2 separate regions of the Homo sapiens genome follow, and region 2 is linked to region 1. A link is a contact called in ENCODE Hi-C or POLR2A ChIA-PET data. All regions are on one chromosome and are shown on one strand. The core of a region is the stretch at or near the end of the contact, and the rest is flanking DNA. Distances in the headings are between cores, read along the strand shown.

Region 1 (6,322 bases), core at 2,643-5,142:
CACCATGTTGGCTAGGCTGGTCTCAAACTCCTGTCCTCAGGTGATCCAACTGCCTCAGCCTCCCAAAGTGCTGGGATGACAGGTGCAAGCCACTGTGCCTGGCATAGCAGATCTTCTTCTAGGTGCAGGGGCTACAACAATAATTAAAATCAGGCTTTCTGTCCTCAGGAAGGCCACAGTTTTAGCATTTGTGCATAAAATGATACCTTATATTATAGTACCATTTACTTAGCTTCTAATATATTCATGACATTACATATTCTCATTAAACTTAACTTAGAATTTTGGAGTTTTATTGTTACTTGTCAAAATGATTTTGTGTATAGAAATAAATAGGATATGTACATTGTTAAATAATATTCTGGGAGGCAAATGCCAGTGCATACATATTCTAAGGCATCAACAATTAAAGTTACACAATAGCATTGCAAGAATAGATCTATTAATTTTTTTATAAAAGGAATTATTCCTTATGTAATAAGGAAGTAACTTGAAATGGACTGTTTATAAGAATCTAATGTATGACAAAGTAGGAAACCCAAGACAATAGAAAAAAGATTGTTTATTAAATAACCTATTAATAATTTGAAAAATAACCAGCCTGGCCGACATGGTACAACCTCATTTCTACTAAAAGTACAAAAATTAGCTGGGCGTTGTGACACACATCTGTCGTCCCAGCTACTGGGGAGGCTGAGGCAGGAGAATCCCTTGAACCCAGGAGGCGGAGATTGCAGTGAGCCAAGATCATGCCACTGCATTCCAGCCTGGGCAACAGGAGAGACTCCATCTCAAAAATAATAATAATTTGAAAAACAAATTAAGGTTCCTACATTAATACATATACTACAAATAAAATCAGAGCTAAATATGAAGAATTATAAAACTGGCTATTTATTGAAACTCTAAAATGAGGACAGGATGAAAGATAGTTTTGTAGGCCCAGAAAAATTAATTATAAAGGAATATATATATATATATATATACATATATATATATATATCTTTTTTTTTTTTTGAGACGGAATTTTACTCTTATTACCCAGGCTGGAGTGCAATGATGTGAACTCAGCTCACTGCAACCTCCACCTCCTGGGTTCAAGGGGTTCAAGTGATTCTCCGGCCTCAGCCTCCCTAGTAGCTGGGATTACAGGTGCCTGCCGCCATGCCCGGCTAATTTTTTGTATTTTCAGTAGAGACAGGGTTTCACCATGTTGGCCAGTCTGGTCTCAAACAACTGACCTCAAGTGATCTGCCCGCTTCGGCCTCCCAAAGTGCTGGGATTACAGGGGTGAGCCACAGCAGCCAGCCTGTAAATGAAAATATTGACACTTTTCATTTCATTTTATTTATTTTATTTTTTGAGGCACATTTGCACCATTATAATAACATTAAAATATTATAAAAGTTTAAAATACAGTCAAAGTAAAAAGGCAAACAGCACATCAGAAAATATACCTCTAGGAAATTTTCATTTCAGCACAAATACTAAAAATAGACATCTAGACTAAAAATATGAACAAATATAATAACTTAGAAAAAAAGAGCACATAATAAATATATAGTGGTGTATTGTGTCCTTCGAATGATAACTATCAAATAAAACAGTTACCAATTCTATTAGCAATAAAAAACTGCAGCACACAAAATTGGCATTTACTGAAACTGTTATTCTCATATATTTGTATTAAAAGTTTCACATCCCTTTAGGAAAGGTTTTTTGTGATATGTATCAAGCACCCAAAAATAATTTAATATTTTATTTTATTTCATTTTATTTTTGAGGTGGAGTTTCACTCTGTCACCCAGGCTAGAGTGCAGTGGTGCGATCTCGGCTCACTGCAACCTCTGCCTCCGGAGTTTAAGCAATTCTCCTTGCCTCAGCCTCCCGAGTAGCTGGGACTATAGGCGCACACCACCATGCCCTACTAATTTTGTATTTTTAGTAGAGACAGGGTTTCGCTATGTTGGCCAGGCTGGTCTTGAACTCCTGACCTCAGGTGATCCACCTCCTTCACCCTCCCAAAGTGCTGGGATTACAGACATGAACCACCATGCCCAGCCTAAAATTTTTTTTAACTTTAATTTTTTTCTATATCACAAATCATGAAGCAAAAAAAATAAAAAATAAATAAATAAATAAATAAATTATTCTCCCTGATCCCAAGAAAAGAATCTGAAATATGGAAGAAGGCATGCTTTATTTATTTATTTATTTATTTATTTTTATTTATTTATTTTTGAGACGGACTCACTCTGTCACCCAGGCTGGAGTGCAGTGACGTGATGTCAGCTCACTTCAACCTCCGCCTCTTGGGTTCAAGCAGTTCTTCTGTCTCAGCCTCCTGGGTAGCTGGGACTACAGGAGCATTCCACCACACCCGGCTAACTTTTGTATTTTTGGTAGAGATGGGGTTTCACCATGTTGGTCAGGGAGGTCTCGAACTCCTGACATCGTGATCCTCCCGCCTCAGCCTCCCAAAGTGCTGGGATTACAGGCATGAGCCACTGCACCTGGCCTATTTTTTTATTTTTATTTTTGTTTTTTTGAGATGGAGTCTTGCTCTGTCACCCAGGCTGGAGTGCAGTGGCACAATCTTGGCTCACTGCAACCTCTGCCTCCTGGGTTCAAGCGATCCTCCTGCCTCCACCTCCCGAGTAGCTGGGATTATAGGCGTGTGCCACTACCCCCAGCTAATTAGTAGAGACAGGTTTTTGCCATGTTGGCAAGGCGGGTCTCAAACTCCTGACCTCCGGTGATCTGCCCACTTCGGCCTCCCAAAGTTCTGAGATTACAGGTGTAAGCCACCACACCAGCCGACAGTGCTAATCAGTGTTACTTATAAATCCAAACCCATTAACTTACAAAAGTAAAAGAGGACAGTATTTATAATTATGCCTGGACAGCAGGTATAAGGCAGGACTATATGGGGAGATAAGGTTGTATTGCCATCCTACTTATGTAAATAGCCAAAACAAATTAAATGCACTAAAGAGCTAATAGAACACCTAAGTACTGTATGATATACCCCTAGGATGGTTTTTAAGTCAAATCAAGCATTTATAAAAACAAGGAAATAGTTTAGTAATTGTTTTTCTCAGAGATGTTCATAGTTTAAGTTTTCCTCATTATTTAATTTTTCAAATTTTTCATTTTTTATTTTATTCAACAAAATATGTTTCATGATATTTTGGAATGAGAATCGTTACAGTTTTCATTCTGGTTCAGCCTAGTTATTTTATGCATGAGGATATTAACACACAAAAATGCTATGGGGCATGGCCAAAGTCCCATGCCTCAACTAGATGTGGCTGGACCAGGCAGAGTAAGCATTTCTATCTTTATTATTATTATCATCATCATCATCTAAAGACTTAGAGATGGGTCTCACTATGTGCCCAGGCTGTATCCTCCCACCTCGGCCTCCCATAGTGCTGGGATTACAGGCATGAGCCATCGCACCTGGCCCAGGAATTTCTGTCTTCTAATTCCAGAGCAAGGGCTCTTGACCACTTCGCCAAGCTGCCTTGAAGTGTCAGTATGTTTTGTAAGTTGACACTTGATGCTTGTTTTTGGTATTTAAAATGATCAGTACTTTGTTTCACAAGTCAGGCTAATTTTAGGTTGTTTCTTGCAAAATCTGAAACTTCATAAAACTTTACAAAGTCATATTGACTAGACTTACTTTTCTCTGGATCCCATAATTCTGTATGTGTTGCTGATCCCACTACATATTTATGGAGGAAAGAAGAAATCTGAAAAATACAAAGCAAGACATGTCCTCAAATTCAAAACACTTGACTTTGGAATGTTATCCCTCCTATACACTCATTTCCTCTGTGCTTTGCTGCCAAACATTTCTCAGTGCACGGTCCAGGAATCTGACTGGGTGTTGAATGCAAAAAGTCCCAGATTCCCACAGATGACTAATTTTTATTAATGGTTAACAGGACTTCCGACTAGTTTCTGCTCTAAGTTGGTTATGTATTGATTAGGTAATCAATGAGTGGTGGTAAGGCTCCCTGGGAACCCTTATACAGAAAACTTAGATTTCCAACAAGATATAGTATATATTGGGTCCTCATCCTTTCTCTCTCTCTCTTTCTTTTTTTTTTTTTTGAGACAGAGTCTCGCTCTGTCATCCAGACTAGAGTGTAGAGGTACAATCTCGGTTCACTGCAAACTCCACCTCCTGAGTTAGCAATTCTCCTGCCTCAGTCTCCTGAGTAGCTGGGATTGCAGGTGCCCACTACCATGCCTGGTGAATTTTTATATTTTTAGTAGAGATGGGGTTTCACTATATTGGCCAGGCTAGTCTCAAACTCCTGACCTCAAGTGATCTGCACACCTCAGCCTCCCAAAGTACTGGGATTACAGGCATGAGCCATTATGCCTGGCCGTGGGAATTTGTTATTGTTGTTGTTCTTGAGACAGAGTCTTGCTCTGTCACCCAGGCTGTAGTGCAGTGGCACGATCTCAGCTCACTGCAACCTCTGCCTCCCAGGTTCAAGCGAGTCTCCTGCCTCAGCCTCCTGAGTAGCTGGGATTACAGGCATGCGCCCCCATGCCCAGCTAGTTTTGTATTCTTAGTAGAGACAGGGTTTCACCATGTTGGCCAGGCTGGTCTCGAACTCTTGACCTCATGATCCGCCCACCTCGGCCTCCCAAAGTGCTGGAATTACAGGCATGAGCCACTGCGCCCGGTGGCCTTGGGCATTTTATATGAGAACAAAATTAACTTGTACTGGCACCGTGGCTCACACCTATAATCCCAGCACTTTGGGAGGCCAGGGTGAGAGAATCACTTGAGTTCAGGAGTTCAAGACCAGCCTGGGCAACATAGTGAGACATCGTCTCTACAAAAAATCAAAAACTTAGCCCAACGTGGTAGTACAGGTCTGTTGTCCTAGCTACTTGGGAGGCTGAGGTGTGGGACAGCCACTTGAGCCTGGGAGATTGAAGCTACAATGAGCATTGGTCACACCACTGCACACTCCAGCCTAGGCAACAGAGCGAGACCCTCCAAAAAAAGAAAGAAAAAAAAAAGGCAGCTTGCATATCCCTAGAAGTTGCACATAGTATGTTGTGTTCCAGTTAATTTTTTGCTACTCATGTTGGGTGATGGTGATGGAGTTAATTAACTTTTATTAATCAGTGATGCCACCTGGTGGCCAGAGAGTACATTTTGTAGTGTACCTACATGCTGAACCAACATCTGCTTTTTTTTTCCTTTGATAAAAATAACCTCAGTGGCATTTGAGGCAGTTTTATTAGTGAAGTTTTGAATAATGCTCAATTTGTTTTGGCAGGAGCAGAAAGGTCATAGAATACTACCAGTCTAACATGGCAAACTGAAATGACTGCTCTCCTCGTTGTTATTAGGAAAGCTTCTGCCGAATACCAGGTCCTAAGTGATAGGTAATAGGTGGTTCACTATGACCAATATAGGCGTGTCTGTCTGGTCTCCTTTCCTGGGTTTCACCTGGGTTATAACAGTTACTGGGGCAGCTACTGGTTTCCTGTTCCTCCCATCTGACTCAGGGTGATCAGTCACATTCTTATGCTGCAGTTAAGGCCCCAGGTGATTCTTAACTGTTTAAGGAGATCCAGGCCCTGCTCTCTTTGCCAAGGTAAAAGTTCTCAAAAAGATATACTGCAAGAAGATGCCCTAAAAACATGAATGGATGGATGGATGGGTTGATGGATGGATGGATGGATGGATAAGTTGGAGAGTTGGATTTTGTAGACCATAAAGATATTTTTAAAAATTGGCAAGGAGGGTAAACCTAACTCCGTTACTTCCTTGATTAATAGCATGATGTTGCAACGTGTTAACGGTGGGTTTTCTGCTCAGTGTATTTCAACTGTGTTCATAAAAGTTCATGTTTGAGTACAAGCAAAGAAAATGCAACTTAGAAGTTTATGAGGCTCAGCACAGTGATTCTGAGGTCAGGATTTCCTAATATGGACATCTTCTGGGGAGCCCTTTTGGTTTAGAGAAATGTCTCTGTTTTCATGGATATACTTCTGTATTAAAAAACAGAAATTTAAGACAAACTAGGAAGTCGCCATGAGTCCAATATTTAGGTAAATCTGCATTCCTTCCCACAACAAGATATAGTAACTATCTAACAGCTTAAGGAAAATCACTTGATTAATGAGGTAGCTTAGGGTTTGAGAACATCTAATAGGGAGGGTAGGGTAAGTTTGTCTCCCCAACCCTGTCAACTGTCAGCCATAGAAATGTTAAATGTTTGCACTCACCAGACACGGATTATGTAATATATTGAATGCATTCTGAGTGGGGTCAGAGTGAGAATAT
Region 2 (6,514 bases), core at 363-2,862, 51 kb before region 1:
ACCTTTTGGGACTAAAGAGTACCATTTTATAGATAAAAAAAAGAATAGTACTCATAGAATTGTGAAGATTAAATAATCTGATACATGGAAAGCATTAGAATATTGATCGGCACATAATAGCTCAGTGATCATTTATTTATAACTAGCCAGACTTCATTTCTATGCTGTGAAGTATTAAATCATGGTGTTGGGAATAACCACTATAAATTACTTAGGCTAGTGAATTTGTAAAACCCCTAAGACAGATGAGTGACTCTCTTCTTAAAGACCCACAGCACTCAGCAATGTATAGATTTTACTTTGACTATCAAGTAATTCCTTTTGTGTCTTACTGGTGTCTGTCTTGCTTTAATTTGAAAGCTCGTTTTCCATGTTGCAGCTTCATGGACATAGATTCTACAAATGTTTATAGAATTTGCACTATGTTCCAGGTACCACTGGTATTTACTAGAGATAAGCAGTACTCAGGTTCTAAGCTTCTATGTAGCCAACGTTCTTTTCTTTTGAGAAGGAGTTTCGCTCTTGTTGCCCAGGCTGGAGTACAATGGCGCGATCTCGGCTCACTGCAACCTCTGCCTCCCGGGTTCAAGTGATCCTCCTGCCTCAGCCTCCTGAGGAGCTGGAATTACAGGCACCCATCACCATACCCAGCTAATTTTTGTATTTTTAGTAGAGACGGGGTTTCACTATGTTGGCCAGGCTGGTCTCGAACTCCTGACCTCAGGTAATCCACACACCTCGGGCCTCCCAAAGTGCTAACACTACAGGCATGAGCCACCCTGCCCGGCCTAGCCTATGTTCTAACAGGATAAGAGGAACCTACTGTGCTTAATCATAATCAGGAAGAACTTCAGAGTGTTACAAGCTATGAAGGAAACAAATCAGAGTGATGTGCTACAAACCCAGGAAGGTACTTTGGGAAAAAGCCTCTTAGAAAATGATATTTGCCTGGGATTTAAATGACTGGAAAGAACCAAAGCCTGTGAAGAATTTGAGGAAGAACATTCAAATTGTCTTCTTTTTTTTTGAGACGGAGTCTTGCTCTGTCTCCCAGGCTGGAGTGCAGTGGCACTATCTCGGCTCACTGCAACCTCCACCTTCCAGGTTCAAGCGATTCTCCTGCCTCAGCCTCCCGAGTAGCTGGGATTATGGGCACCCACCACCATACCTGGCTAATTTTTGTATTTTTAATAGAGAAGGAGTTTCACCATGTTGGCCAGGCTGGTCTTAAACTACTGACCTCAGGTGATCCACCCGCCTCAGCCTCCCAAAGTGCTGGGATTACAGGTGTGAGCCACCACGCCTGGCCTCAAATTGTCTTCTTGAGGGCCATAATTAAATCAATCCTGACTCTCTTTGAAAAGCAACTCCCAAGTTTTTTCTTTTCCTAGCAGACACTCTTTTCTATTGTTTTGGTCTAGTTGTTTGTTTTGCGTGAATCTTTTCCCATTTCTTTCCATACTTCTTGGAGCACTGACCAAAATTGGTTTCCACATTCTATCAGGGATCTCACTGATACATCGTATAAAGGAAGGATTAATCTTTAACCCAGCAGTGTTATGTCTGTTTCCAACACATCCTGTGATAACACCGCCTGGTTGACTCACTCATTCTGTGGGCAGTGGAGACTCCCAGGGTTCCTTCCTCTGCGTTTGTGCCTGCCTTTCCTTTCCCTTCCTGTATTTATATTACTGTTTTATGTTATTAGTTGTGCTATATTGCAGTAGCCCTGTTAAATTTTTATCCTTTTTTTTTTTAAAGGACTATTTCTTTAGTTAATCATGGACATTGTTTTTAGTGCAACAGAGTACATTTATTTTTTTCATCATCTCAAGCATTTACCAAGCCTTTATGTGATTGTGTTACAGACATTCCCATTATACTCTTATTTTAAAATATACAATAAATTGTTGACTGTAATAACTCTGTTGTGCTATCAAATACTAGATTTTGTTCATTCTATCTAACTGTGTTTTTGTACCCATTAAATATTCCCAATACCCTCCACCCCTAATTATGGACATTGAACATTTTTTACCTGATGCCACTAGTACTAATAATTTCCCTCCTTTAGAATTCTCAGCCACGCTAATGAATTTTCTCTTTCTGTCTCTTCATCTGAGACAACAATAGCACTAATAGAATAGTCTCTTTCTTTCCAGACACTTGTTAATCCATCTGGCCACAGCCTGGTGAATGCCCTTCTCTTAAGTAATTTGCTTTCATAGTTGTTAGAACACGGTCTTTGGAGTCAGATTGCCTGGGTTCCCACCACTTACTAGCTCTGTGATCTTGAACAACTTACTTAATTTTACTTTGCCTTAGTTTCCCCATCTGTAAAAAGAAGAGGAAAAAAAGTGGACACTTGACTTTATTTTCTAAGATTGTTGTGATTATTAAGTGATTATACACTGTTTAGAACAGAGCTTAACACAAAGTGAATGCTTAGTAGATTTTTACCTATTATTGATTTTTTTTTTTTTTAAGATGAAGTTTCACTCTTGTCTCCCAGGCTGGAGTGCAGTGGTGTGATCTCGGCTCACTGCAACCTCTGCTTCCAGGGTTCAAGTGATTCTCTTGCCTGAGCCTCCTGAGTAGCTGGGATTACAGGCATGCGCCACTACACCCAGCTGATTTTGTATTTTTAGTAGAGACGGAGTTTCTCCATGTTGGTCACGCTGGTCTCAAACTCCTGACCTCAGGTTATCTGCCCACATTGGCCTCCCAAAGTGCCGGGATTACAGGCGTGATCCACCGCGCCTGGCTGCTATTAACGATTTTTATGAAAATAAGCAAGCCAAATCTTAAACATCTCAAATCAAGCTTTCTGTAATCTTACCAATAAATATATTGTTTCTGGCTTGGCTTTTCTTATCTTTGATGAGTAAATATGAAACTTATTTACATGTAAGGTAGTATTTTGTTTAATGGGAAAACTTGAAATTTGGCATCCTAAGACCTGGGTTTTAGTCTTAGATTTGTCACTTACTAACTGTATGACCTTGGTCGAGTAATTTTTTAAAGTCAGTTTATTTACACGAGTATCACTTCACAATTGACTTCAGGTGACTTAAAAAAAATGTGTGTAATACAAAAAGTCAAAATGTTTTTTTTAAAGAAATCAGGTTGTCAACATATAAATGGTGCTGGAATCACTGGATATCCACCTGCAAAAGGATGACATTGGACCCCCTTCCTTTCAACATACACAAAAACTAACTCAAAATGGATTATAGACCTAAATGTAACAACTCAGGCCCAGTGCGGTGGTTTGGCTGGGCGCGGGGGCTCACACCTGTAATCCCAGCACTTTGGGAGGTCGAGGCGGGCAGATCACTTGAGGTCAGGAGTTCGATACCAGTCTGGCCAACATGGTGAAATCCCATCTCTACTAAAAATACAAAAATTAGCCCTGTGTGTTGGTGCATGCCTGTAATCCTAGCTACTCAGGAGGCTGAGGCAGGAGAATTGCTTGAACCCGGGTTGCGGAGGTTGCAGTGAGCCGAGATCACACCATTGCAGTCCAACCTGGGTGACAGAGCTAGACTCCATCTCAAAAAAAAAAAAAAACCTCAAACAGTAAAAAGATCAATCACCCAGGCTTAAGAATCTGAATAGACTAAAGAAGATATACAGTGGCCAATAAAGATGTAAAAAGGTGTTCAACATCATAAGCCGTTAAAGAAATACAAAGCAATGCTTCAGTGAGGTACCACTGCACACCCACTAGGGTAGCCATAATCAAGAAGATGTACAGTAACAACTGCTAGTCAGGATGTGGAGAAATGGGAGTCCTTATAGGATCTAAAATGGTGCAGCCACTTTGGAAAACAGTCTGGCAGCTCTGAAAAGTTTAAATGTAGAGTTACCATATGACCTAGCAATGCTACTCTTAGGTATCCACCCAAGAGATATGAAAGCATATGTCCACACAAAAACTTGTAGAGGAATGTTCATAACAGCATTATTCATAATAGTCAAAAAAGTAGAAAGGGCCAGGTGCAGTGGCTCATGCCTGTAATCCCAGCACTTTGCGAGGCCAAGGTGGGCAGATCACTAGGTCAGGAGTTCGGGAGCAGCTTGACCAACATGGTGAAATCCCGTCTCTACTAAAAGTACATAAATTAGCCAGGTGTGGTGGTGCACATCTGTAATTCCAGCTACTTGGGAGGCTGAGGCAGGAGAATTGCTTGAACCCGGGAGGTAGAGGTTGCAGCAAGCCAAGGTCATGCCACTGTACTCCATCCTGGCCAACAGAGTGAGACTCTGACTCAAAAAAAAAAAAAAAAAAAAGTAGAAAGAACCCAAATACTAATCAAATGATGAGTGGATAAACTAAATGCTTTATATTCCTACAATGGAATACTATTCAGCCATAAAATAGGAATGAGGAATGACTGATAATGGGCATGGAGTTTCTTTTTATTTATTTATTTATTTTTTTTGAGATGGGGTCTCGCTCTGTCACCCAGGCTGGAGTGCAGTAGTGAGATCATGGCTCACTGCAGCTTCAACCTCCTTGACTCAAGTGATCTCTCGTCCCTTCCTCCTTAGTAGCTAGGATTACAGGTATACACAACCATGCCCGGCTAATTTTTTTTTTTAAAGACATGGTCTTGCCATGTTGCCCAGGCTGGCATCCAACTCCTGGCTTCAAGCAATCCTCCTGCCTTGGCCTCCCAAAGTGTTGGGATTATAGGCATGGGCCACTGCACCTGGCCTGAATTGTATGCTTTAAAAGGGTAAAAACCTATTTTGTAGTATATGAATTATATCTCAACAAAGCTGTTATAAAATAAACCTTGCTGAAGGAAAAACAATAGTGCTAATGGAAGATTTGTACAGAGTAATGTATATCATGTAGTCCTATTCATTAGCTGAGGATGGGCCACAAATTTGGCTTTCTAGCAACTCAGGAAAAGTCGGTGATATCAGGCTGGGTATGGTGGCTCATGCCTATAATCCTAGCACTTTGGGAGGCCAAGGAAGGAGGATAGCTTGAGACCAGGCTGGGCAACATAGTGAGACCTTGTCTCTACAAAAAATAAACAAGATTAGCCAGGTGTGGTGGGGCAAGCCCCTGGGAAGTTGAAGCTACAGTGAGCTATATTCAGGCCACTGCACTCCAGTCTGCACTCCAGCCTGAGCAACAGAGCAAGACCCTATTGAAAAAAAAAAAAAAAACAGAAAAAGAAAAAACAAGCCAGGCATGGTGGCTCACACCTGTAATCTCAGGACTTTGGGAGGCTGAGGTGGACAGATCTCTTGAGCCCAGGAGTTCGAGACCAATCTGGACAACATGGCAAAACCCCATGCCTACAAAAAAAAAACAGACACAAAAAATTAGCCAGGTATGGTGGTTCATGCCTGTAGTCCCAGCTACTCAGGAGGCTAAAGTGGAAGGATCACTTGAACCTAGGAAATGGAGGTTGCAGTGAGTGGAGGTCATGCCACAGCATTCCAGCCTGGGCAACAGGGAGGCCTCATCTCACTTAGGAAAAAACAAAATTGGCCGGGCGCGGTGGCTCATGCCTGTAATCTTAGCACTTTGGGAGGCTGAGGCTGGCGGATCACCTGAGGTCGGGAGTTCGAGACCAGCCTGACCACCATGGAGAAACCAACCTGTCTCTACTAAAAATAAAAAAAATTAGCCAGGCGTGGTGGTGCATGCCTGTAATCCCAGCTACTCAGGAGGCTGAGGTAGTAGAATCCCTTGAACCCAGGAGGCGGAGGTTGCAGTGAGCCGAGATCGCACCATTGCTCTCCAGCCTGGGCTACAAGAGTGAAACACTGTCTCAAAAAAAAAAAAAAGAAAAAAAGAAAATTGATACACATCTGACATAGGTACTGTTTTTCTTCATGTTGCATGAAGAAAAGGAGTCTTATACAAGTTAAGTAACTTGCCTTGGAACCCCAAGTTGGGGTTTTTAACCCAATCTGTCTCTACTAACAACTTGGTACAGCCATGGAAGCTGAATGATGTCAATGAAACATGTTGAGGTGAAATACCTAGCCATGCTGATCTGTCCTGTTCCCTTTTCTAAATTTTTATTTTTATAGTTTTTGGTCTTTCCTTTCAGGGCTTAAATGCTTGTTTAAAAAGTAAGATGTATTTATTCTACTTGTTTGTGGTTAGAATATTCATCGTCTTCATCTTTCTTATATATTGATTTCCTTGTTTTTTTAAAAAATCTTTGTAAAGTAGCTCATATGATACATACTTTCATAAAGAAAGGGCGAAAACCTAAGAGAGCATTGTTTAGAGATTAATCATGATGTCACCTCATTTTTGAAATAACTTAATGATAAAGAGATGTTTCTCAGGCAGTCTGGATGTTAACATTTTTTGTTTTTTATTAGAACTCTAGAGTAGGATAGAAGAGGCCTTTTAATAATTCTATTAAAAAGTAATGGATAGGCTGGGCATGGTGCCTCCTGCCTGTAATCCCAGCACTATGGGAGGTCCAGGTGGGTGGATCACTTGAGGTCAGAAGTTCGAGACCAGCCTGGCCAA

What was found. A loop is a pair of places that touch in the nucleus more often than their neighbours do. ChIA-PET counts read pairs that join two places held with the same protein, here RNA polymerase II (POLR2A). Pooled maps may share reads with other maps.
Region 2: a map of endothelial cell of umbilical vein shows a loop between it and region 1 (5-fold over the local background). The contact joins two enhancer-like sites. A Hi-C loop is called at or near these places in 3 of 168 maps with a recorded cell type or tissue (Calu3, endothelial cell of umbilical vein and sigmoid colon) and 3 of 50 pooled maps. POLR2A ChIA-PET finds 5 or more read pairs at or near these places in 6 of 52 experiments (Caco-2, H1, MCF 10A and 3 more).

Annotation. Positions count from the first base shown.
Region 1 is chr12:95,116,146-95,122,467 of GRCh38, reverse strand. All of the region lies in intron 8 of FGD6 (FYVE, RhoGEF and PH domain containing 6), which reads left to right. Among named protein-coding and RNA genes, the nearest start is that of NR2C1, 46 kb to the right of the region's middle. Within about 2 kb of position 3,892, at least 10 of the 41 ENCODE cell types and tissues checked have a DNase peak (open chromatin) inside an H3K27ac peak, as active enhancers do; they include endothelial cell of umbilical vein, where a contact is called at or near this core.
Region 2 is chr12:95,164,634-95,171,147 of GRCh38, reverse strand. All of the region lies in intron 3 of FGD6 (FYVE, RhoGEF and PH domain containing 6), which reads left to right. Among named protein-coding and RNA genes, the nearest start is that of FGD6, 50 kb to the left of the region's middle. Within about 2 kb of position 1,612, at least 4 of the 41 ENCODE cell types and tissues checked have a DNase peak (open chromatin) inside an H3K27ac peak, as active enhancers do; they include endothelial cell of umbilical vein, where a contact is called at or near this core.